Regions from separate parts of the Homo sapiens genome. Here region 1 is linked to region 2. The links are chromatin contacts, found by Hi-C or POLR2A ChIA-PET in ENCODE. All regions are on one chromosome and are shown on one strand. The core of a region is the stretch at or near the end of the contact, and the rest is flanking DNA. Distances in the headings are between cores, read along the strand shown. Region 1 has its middle 110 kb from the start of FAM174A. Region 2 overlaps ST8SIA4 (ST8 alpha-N-acetyl-neuraminide alpha-2,8-sialyltransferase 4).

Region 1 (5,042 bases), core at 1,821-4,320, 190 kb before region 2:
TCCTGACTCAGCCTCCTGAGTAGCTGGGACTACAGGCACCCGCCACCATGCCCAGCTAATCATAATTTGGGTTTATAAAGAATCATTCTTTCCTGTCTAGCTTACTTAATGAGTTGTTAGTTAGTACTTATCGTGTAGAATACAATGAGTAGTTAAGTATTCACTGAGAAATTCTAATTATAAAAATCAGTGCAAAGATACTTACATAGTTTCAAGGTATTACCCCCTACCCCGCACAGATTACTCATCAATCACAAAGGGGAAACCTAGGATAACAGGCAGATAACAAGGTGATACAATTTCACTTCATGAACAATGAGACAGAAAAGCAAACTGACTTTATGTTTGCAATAATGTGATGCAATGGACAAATCCCATCATCACCCATATGGTATTCTTACCAAAGGGTTTACAATTAAATATGAGAAAACAATCAGGCAAATAGAGATACTTAACTATCCTACAATATAATTGTCCTTAATTATCATACAAATCTAGAATGAGGAATATCCTACAATGCAATTGGCTTAAACTTTTCAAAAATATCAATGTTATGAAAGAAAATAAAAGATGAAAGGACTCTTGTAGATTAATGAAAAGTAAAACAACATTACAATGAGTTAAAATGCACAATCTTGTTGGTTCGAGTCCTTAACAGAAGGTCAAAAAAAAGCTGTAAGATATTTGAGGGATAACTGGATATATTTGATTACGGATATTAGAAAATATTTTTGAACAATGTTAAATTTATGGGGTGTGGAACAAGGTAATATGTAAGACTCAGCTGTGATGCAATCAGAAGAAGGATCACTACAGTGGTTGACGGTGAAGCACATTATGGCCACAGGCCCCACTCATGCAGAAAGCTCTGTGACCAGTTTCTGCTATTATTGGAATAGCTTCTCCTGTCACCGGTTGGAGGACAAACCAGAGGGGTTTTCTCCTTCAAAGAGAGAAGGACCAAATCTAGGCTAACGGGGCCCTGAGGCTTATACAGTTTTGAGAGCTCTCTTTAAGAACAAAGACAGGGGGAAGGGATAGCATTGGGAGATATACCTAATGCTAGATGACACATTAGTGGGTGCAGCGCACCAGCATGGCACATGTATACATATGTAACTAACCTGCACAATGTGCACATGTACCCTAAAACTTAGAGTATAATAAAAAAAAAAAAAACAAAGACACAAAATTATAAATAAAAAATTGGATAAAATAATATTTCCTTAGAATGAGAAAAAAACTTTAAAAATTGCTAACTAAAACAAAATATACCATTGTCTTAAATAAAATTACATTGAATTGGATTGTTCAGAAAAATGTTGGAGGACTAGAGTTAGGAACAGCACCTTTGAGAGAGGAAAGGAAGCAGGATGAGAGAGACAGAAAGACCAATTGACCCAGGTTGACCTGTAGTGCAGAAGCAACAAAGGCTCGGTCCACTCCCCTGGGAACTCTAGAACTGAAATGGTCTATCGACTCTGTGCTCCTGGCAGGCAAGAACGTCAGGTCTTTGTACCTCACTAGTGACCTGGTTTGGAGGTGGGCTGCACTCAGAATGGGGTGTAATCTCAATCAAGGCAGCTGCTATCAGGCTGGGCAATTCCTGGAAGGTGCTGCAGCTATGAGCAAAAAGCAGCCACCACTTCCAGCCACTAGAAGAATGAAGGCCTCTGTTCTGAAAGACGAATCTGGGGATTGCATCTCTCTATATACTATAACCCAAACAGCCCAAAATTCGAGGAACACCATGTATATTTTAGTTGCACACTGTGAGAAACACATTCGCCTGTCCAAACCCAAAGAATGGACTCGGAGACACAGAGAACAGCAGAAGCGAGATTTTTAACAGCAGTCTTGCAAGATTGGGTGTCTGATAGGCAGGCACAGCTGGGGCAGTTACAGCAGGTAATTTACCTCCTAACATGCAAGAACCTCCCCCAGTTCCTCATTGGCCGAGTAATATGGGGTTACAGTCTTCCCGGATGTCACCTGCGTTTCATTATCCCCCTTATAAGGTTATACCCCCGTCCGTTTCCCCACTTAAGTTTTGATTTCCCAATAATGAAACTTTCTTCCTTTTTATGGGTTGACCCCTCCTCTACATTCTGTTCACTTATCGTGACCTTCTAGGTGCATGAGCCGTGCGGTTTGTCACGTCCACAGGCTGGTTGCCAGTACTTAGCTTTATTAGGCCTTGAAAATGGACCATTTAAAATGTTTTCTCACACACACTTTTTGATTACCTGTTTATTTGCCCACAATTTATAATATTATTTTCCTTAGAGAAAATAGAAGGATAATTTAGTCTTGCCTTTAAGAAAACTGTTCAAAATTACAGCTGCACTACTGTAAATGTGTTTTTCCCCTAAATTTGGAAAATTATTTGAAAATTTGGACAAATCTCTATCAACTTTCTTTTATATATGAACTGTAATATTTCAGATACTATGAGTTTCTTTGGCAGTGACTAAATTTAAATGTTGTTTGTAATGGTGACACTCATTCATCTATTAGTATTCAAATATTCCTTGTAGTGAGAGTTATGAGTTTTATGTTGAGTCCTGCCTCTTCATTTCAGGACACAAGGGAATTGGCACAGTAGTGGTGGGTACATTCTGGAAGCCATTTTGACACTGAGACAAGCAAAAACTTACCTATAAATGGAAATAACTGTAAAGCACAGATATGTACATCTTACTAATCCCAAATTAAATGTGTCTGTAGCTTAGCTGCATTCTCATAACGCCTGCAGCCACTGAGGCCAGCCCACACAAAAGGGCTGGTCCAAGAGAGAGACTGAAACTGAAGTCTCAGTAGCTTCAAAATAAATCTGCCTCCACCCCCGGGGCTAATCACTTTCTAAGCTTTTGGTTTATTCACTATCCCTCTACCCTATGGTTCTTGCTGCTGGATTTCACACACCGTCAGCCAACACCGTGAACAAATTACTGAAGTGCATCAGAATCTTGGGTTACAAGCTCAGTAAATATAGGGGAGACATGGAGATATAAAACTCCAGTTTCTCAGGTCAGGTTGGCCCTAGTTAAAGAATTACACAGTGTCAGTCAGGCACTCCCTGCTCTTGGCCCTGTGCCCAGCTCCTCTTAGAAATGGAAGTTCCTTTCATGTGTCCTTTTTAGGTAGGTTATAACTTCCTCCAAGACCGTGGCTATTTCTTTGGATTCAGTTATTGTCTAAGGAAGCACAGTATTTTCTGCCTGTACCCTCTGTTTCTCCTTAAATGCCTCTGGATTTCACAATGAAATTATTTTTCTCAAAGTCACCTGAACTCCCGCTACATAGTATCTCTGTGCACACCTCACAGAATTCTCAGAACTGGCTGTTCTTTCAGCGAACACAGCGTCTCTTGCTTACTCCCTTGCATTTCATCTGAATACACAAACACTCTTTCTCTTTAGTCAGCTCTTCGAAAAGTCCCAAACGCTTATAGGACTCCTCTTTTTAAAGCCCATTAAGGATAACTATAATAAATCCTATAAGAATCAATATCTAAGATCCCAAGGCAGAAGCTAAAAGTTGCTGCAAGCAAAGATCTGACGATGACATACATCTTTTTAGAATTATGCTTAGAGTTAGATGGCTTGAAGAAATCTAACAAATTACATTTCTGAAAGTTTTAACAGAAGAAAGTACCTATTAAATTTAAATTCTGTATCAACATTTAGTGTGATGACACTTTCAGTGATAATGTTTTTCAGGGTGCAGTAGTTTGATGCGTTTCTTTTGCTCATTGAAGGTCTTATTAATTAACTTTAAAAACTTTTTTCATTTTGATTCAACAAATATGGATAGTATAAAGATTATTAATGGACGAGATTATTAATTGACTCATTTCTTCCTTCTCTTGGATTCTTTGAGGTTGCTGACATTTTTACCCAATTCCATTTCACAGCCTTCTCAGATTCCTCAAATGTAAACATTAGACAGCTGGATATAAGTTGTTTTCAATAAAGGACATTTAGCTCTGAAATGTCTTCCTTGCTGTGACACTGTCAAGTCTCATATTCCCCACCTTTCTTAAAGGGGCACATAATGACTATATTTTTCATTTGGCTACCTGATATAGATGACAACTGAAGGAAAAGTATTTTAAAACTCATTTTATGCTAATATAATCACAACTCTAATTTTGGGGATTAATTTTATGTTAATTTTAGTACTGTTACCCTGAGGCATTTTGTGGGAAAGATGAAAATTTGAAAATGGAATAAATAAAAAAAGTATTTATTATCTGGTCATTCAATTATTTTTTTCTATTTTTACTTTTCTCTAACACATATGAGTACATTAAAATAATGATCAACTTTCTCAGCACGTATCAGCATCATTGACATAAAATGTTCCTACAGTCCTCCATTTATTAAAAAAAGTTCTCAAGTTCTCAATATGTTGGCAAATTAGAGGCTGTTTTAGCAAATCTAGTCCTATGTTCATAAAATAAAGAATATTGGAATTGTAGTTGCTTCAATAATAAAATCAATGGCAAATTGAAAAATCCTTCAAAACTCAAATAAGTTAATTATTAAGTTATCAACTTAAAATTAATAAAGGCAATCAATTGTCTCTTTTAGTCTCTCTTCATCTTACCCCACCATCCACATACAGAGACAATTAAGCTGCTAATTTAAATGCTTAGGACAAACTCAAAGAGGCACAAAAACTGCTTAGTTAGCCTGAGTTCATCACCTAGTGGGAGGGCAATGGCAGAAAAAGAAGGAATTGTCAGTTTTCTTTACTCTGCTCAGCATCTCTCATTGATTAAGATTCCTCAAGGGCAAGAACATTTAATGGGCTTCAGTGTATAATTTGTCTGTCTGCCTCTTCTCAGAATTCATTATATTAACATTCTTTCCTCTGTCACTTAGTTTCAGAGGTAAAGCAAGGAATGCTTCCTTTTTAGAGCTTTGCAGTTTGAGAATCACATCACTTCAAGATTCTTGATTAGTTTTTAGTTTCAAGGCAGAAAAAGCTTGGTGTTTTTCTTTGTCCACGTGTTTAATGTTGGTTTCATTTGACTT
Region 2 (5,170 bases), core at 1,313-3,812:
TCTGAATCAATTACCATATATGTTTATACTTCATTCTACTCTCATAAGGCAGAATAGTAAAACAAATGGTTAGAGAGCTGGATAAAACCAGAAAGTAGGATGAATGAATCAGGCTTGTTATCAGGATGTATGAGACAAAGCGGTACATGGGACTGTGAAGGACAGGATGTCAGTGCCTAGAGTATAGAAGACAGCACGATTTAGGTCTGCCTCACCATAATCATGAAGAAATAGAGATCTAGGACTGCCAGATATTCTGATCTTTAAAAGAATCACCAGATATTGAAATGTCTGTTGAAAAATCTCATGATACTTAGATGTTGACAGTTAATTTCATTTTTAAATATCTGTGTTATTAAGCAGGTCAGTAGGCCAAGTCAAACTGTGAGTCATGAGTCTGCTACCTCTCTTCTACAACCAGAAGAAGGAACAGAAATTACAGTATGGTGTTTCTATAAGATAAATGAAAGAAATCAGAGATTTTAATGAAGACCAATGTTACATTACTTAGACTGCTAACGAATACACATCAAATAACATAACCAAAATACATCTTGGCCAGAAGTAATATGTAAATTATGTATTTTTTTCATTCCAGTCAAAACATTAGTAACTGATTAAATTTGGAGCACTAGAGAAAAAAAAACCTGTTAAATTAAATATCAAATTAAAAGTCACTATATTACAAGTATTTATTTATCTATAAGAATGTAATTAATTTAATCTGAATTTATAATGAAAATGTTTCTGTGAATTCCAGAGACTCACTGTAAGTCATCAACACTGTAGATGCTTAGAAGCTATTCTCTGGCAGTTTCTTTTGCTATAGCTTCATGAATATTTGCTTTGAATAGACTAGCAAATATGTACAATAGAAAATAAAATTGCTACTGGGTAATTTCAGCAAATCATAAAATGGTGGCATTCAGTTTCCAACACTATGACATCCACATTATAAACTTCCTAGCAAAATGATTTAAACCATAGTGACAAAACTTGCACTTAAAAGAGAACATTAATTTTTTTTTCTTTTTTGTAGAGATGAGGGCTTGCTATGTTGAAAAGCCTGATTTCAAACTCCTGGCCTCAAGCAATCCTCCTACCTTGGCCTCCCAAAAAGTTGGAATTACAGGCATGAGCCACCACACCCACCCATTTAAAAATTTTTCTATAACCTTTTGCCAACTTAGAATATGCAAAAAAATTATATTTAATTATGATATGAATTTCACTTGTTTTCTGGGTAAATACATATTGCAAGGTTTCATATCTTGTTTCAAATTTCATTTAAATGAAAATATTTCAAATGTACATAGTTTGAGCCTTATAAATAATATGGCACACCATCAATCAATTTGCCAGAAAAGATCTTGATTTTGCTCTGCAGATGTCAGCTGAAAGCCTGAGCAGATAAATGAACTTAAATTTAATGAAATGCTTCAGAACTCAGCTATAGAATTTATGTTCTCTTTGTTAAATTGAAAAAATAACCATTGAAATCCTATTTTAGAATTATTTAAAAACTTGGGTCCAAAGTTTGAACTATAAATCCCTAGCTACAAAGGCAATTAATTTAGTTGTTTCCTCTTCTTGTCTATGAAAAATAATCTTCTCTTTATCTCTGGCCAGGAAACACAAGACAGAAACAGCTCAAGATCTGTGATAACTTATATAAATAGAAAGCACTCACTTTCTGAATATTATTTTGGCAATACATACAAGGGTCTCTAAATCAATAGGTTTTATTATATTGAAAAATCATACATCAAAAAGAAATGATAAAATGGCACAAATATTGCCATGCTATTATAAAGATACACTGTTCTATAGTGAGATTGGTCTAAAGAGAGCTGCTCCTGGAATCAGCAACTCTAACTGTGCCACTAACTGAGTGTCTATTTTTGAGCAGATGAGACTCTGGGCTGCAACAGTTTCCTTTATAAAATAAGAAATTTAACTGGATTATGTCAAAAAATCATGAAAATATTTTCCATATGTAAGCATTAGCTACATATAATATATACATATATTTAAATAAAAATATATACTTTTAATATTTTCAATTCATACGGAGTCTTTTTTAAACTGTTCCTGATCCCAAACTTTTATATCATGTCATATCTTATTTGGTCTTATCAGTGAGACACAGCAACATTGTCTAATACCTGAAATGAGAATTTTCAAATGTGTTTAGATTTCTCCAAGTTCTTATAAATTTCCTTTCACCCTTTTATTTTAACATTTTAGAGTATTTTCTACTTATTTTAACAAGATTGTAGTGCTATTTTAAAGAAATCCAAAGCAGAGAATACATACAGTTGTTTGATGAAATATTTATGTGTGTGTATGTGTGTCTATTTATATATATGTGTGTGTATATACATACATATGCACATGGCAATTTTAGAGTTTTTTTTTAGGGTACAAGTTGGGGAATTTTCAAGGATACCATGAAACTAGTTTTCAATGTGTTGCTCTAATGGACTAAAGAACAAGCTATGAAAATGTTCCCTAATATCATCATCAGCTTGGTTAGAAAATCCCCAATCATACCTAAATATGAAAAGGGTCAGAACATTGAGCGAGTTGCAAAATTCCCCCAAGCGGTTCATTTCATCATGACTCACAGTGCTTGAATAAGGCAAAGTCATTTCTTAACACACAAGTTACTGTAGAGGAAGATGAATGCCTATATTATCTCCTGACTAGCCCATAACATTTTTGGAGCTTTCTGTCTTCCTTAGGGTCTCTTTTCCAGTCAGCCTACATTCTTTCTTATAACATTCTTGTCTCTAGGTTACTTAAGAATATAAGAAAAAAAAAAAGTCCCCAAAGTTTTCTTATTACATATATTCCAAACAATAAAAACAAATGAAGATAGTTTGTTTTTTCAAAAAAGATTGTTTCTGTGTGTTTTATTCTCTAGTAAGTACCCCTTTCCCTGGCCCCCACCTAATCCATTTGCAATCACAGTATGCCTCCTCATTATCACACTCAGTGTCACAGTAAGACATTCAAAAACTTATTTCCTGTGCACACCAAGTTAAATGAGAAAGCCAAAATAAGGGAAATGCAAAACCTACTGTACATCATGATAAAGAAAGAAGAGAGGTTCATAAATCTATTTGGAACGTATTTTTGTTGTCATGTTGGTAATTTCTACACAGGTTACTGATTTCCATAGTTGCATAGCTGTTTACTCTTATTGCCTTCCATGCCCTTCTAGAATAAAGTTGAGTATGTAAAATTATGGTTGGGAACCTGATGCTTTTTGTAAACTGGGACTTTTGTAAATTGGGATCAACACAAATTTTTATTCAAGCCATAGGTATTGGAGTCATTATGCTTATTTCTTTAAAAAGAGGTCAATTATGCAGTATATTGCTGAGGCAGGAGGATAGGGTCTGGAGGCAGGGAACATAAGGCCAATTCACGCTGACTTCTTAGAACTAAATCAAATGGAAACACTTCAGCTATGACAAGAAATATCCTCTCCATTTACATAGGGCATACACCAAGTAACCAATGGAAACCTCTAGAGGGTATTTAAACACTAGAAAATTCTGTAGCGCAGTTATTGAGCTCCTATGCTTGGGCCCCCTCCCATCCTGTGGAGTGCACTTTCATTTTCAATAATTCACTGCTTTTGTTGCTTCATTCCTTCCTTGCTTTGTTTGTGTGTTTTGTCCAATTATTTGTTCAAGACACCAAAAACCTAGACACCCTCCACTGGTAACATAGTTCTGACACAATTTGTGGATAGGCATTACTGTAAATTCTTAGCCTATACTTTTAGCTGATCTTTAATACTGTTTGGAATCTCTTCTGTGAATCTCTAATCAGTGACAAATTACATGTCCCATCCACCAGAGGTATTACATGCATTTGCCAAATCCCTTGATCTAGCATTCCAAAACTACCTTGTCACTTCCCTATGTAATCTTGTTGGCTACCAAGCTGGTTTTGTTGCTTGAGGAAGCCCCTGCTTTGTTTTCTTCTTTGGAGCTTCAGACCTAGCGCAGTATAGCAATCTATACATGTTTATAGAAGGAATGAACGTGATACAGCAGGAACACTTCTATTCATATTTCAAAATGTGGAATTATGTGATTTCAAATATTTTACTACTTCAATAGAATTTTTTAATGAAAAATATCTGTATTTCACTTTTATTCAGTCTGATAGGAATTTGCAATTTGTACATTACTAAAATATTTGTATTTATATATTCTGTGTTATTTCTCATAAAATAATTAGCTTATTAATTTTGAAACTGACAGCAATTCTGGTGTATGCATCTGTTCCAGAGAAAACAGAAAGAGGAAATAATTGTGAGCTGAGCAAAGAACAAAATTTTAGCAACATTGATTCTTCCTGGTAGCGACGTTTATTAATGGAGACTTGCTGATGGATTATTTGATTATAGCACAGATGGATTCCACAAAGTATCAAGTTCCTTTTTTTAAAACAAAAACAAAAACAAAAGTTGACTATTAAGAAGCAAAAACAAAGCTGAAAATTTTGATAAACTGCCCACATCCCACCTCAACACTATCCCCAGTTTTTATTATTCTCAGATAGGGGCTATTAACATTTATAATGACTGTACAATTCTTTCAAGCAGTATTGAGAAACATATATTTTGGTATAAGGTTAGCTTGCCATATTGTAGATTTTATATGTGCCTATAAAATGGTTTTTGCAAAAAGCTCACTGAATTCTGTTGAGAGGAATATGATCATAATTTGAATAAAATGCAGAATCAGAACTTTAGCTGCAAGTAATGATTTTACTTTAATTAAGATTCACCAGTGAAAAGAAAAAAAAGTTAGTTTCTATTAGATCAAATTATCAAATATATTAATAGTGTAAAGTAGAATCTGTGCCATGCTAGATTATGTTATGATACATTCAGTCACATGATTCTTTTAGCTATTTAATTTCATCCAAGTTTGTAACTGATGCAAATATTGTTGAGTATCCAAAACAAGGAAGCTTTAAAGTTGAACTCAGTTGCTTGATGCTATAGCTTAATGAACACTGGTAAAGTTTGCTGAAATTTGTATAAAGGCCAAGGAAGCTCCTATTATAAAGGCCAATAATTTATTAAGGGAAATCCATATAAGCTATTTACCTAAGAATTCCTAATTACTTTATTATATCATCACTT

What was found. Hi-C counts contacts between places; a loop is a spot of excess contacts on that map. ChIA-PET counts read pairs that join two places held with the same protein, here RNA polymerase II (POLR2A). Pooled maps may share reads with other maps.
Region 1: a loop to region 2 is called in a map of Calu3, with 1.9 times the contacts of the local background. The contact joins two enhancer-like sites. A Hi-C loop is called at or near these places in 3 of 168 maps with a recorded cell type or tissue (Calu3, PC-3 and endothelial cell of umbilical vein), 3 of 37 single-sample maps with no recorded cell type and 4 of 50 pooled maps. POLR2A ChIA-PET finds 5 or more read pairs at or near these places in 1 of 52 experiments (activated naive CD4-positive, alpha-beta T cell).

The regions. Positions count from the first base shown.
Region 1 is chr5:100,644,746-100,649,787 of GRCh38, forward strand. No RefSeq gene overlaps it. Among named protein-coding and RNA genes, the nearest start is that of FAM174A, 110 kb to the left of the region's middle. Within about 2 kb of position 3,071, at least 4 of the 41 ENCODE cell types and tissues checked have a DNase peak (open chromatin) inside an H3K27ac peak, as active enhancers do.
Region 2 is chr5:100,837,974-100,843,143 of GRCh38, forward strand. All of the region lies in intron 4 of ST8SIA4 (ST8 alpha-N-acetyl-neuraminide alpha-2,8-sialyltransferase 4), which reads right to left. Among named protein-coding and RNA genes, the nearest start is that of MIR548P, 24 kb to the left of the region's middle. RefSeq lists enhancers at 2,444-2,693, 3,608-3,827. Within about 2 kb of position 2,563, at least 5 of the 41 ENCODE cell types and tissues checked have a DNase peak (open chromatin) inside an H3K27ac peak, as active enhancers do.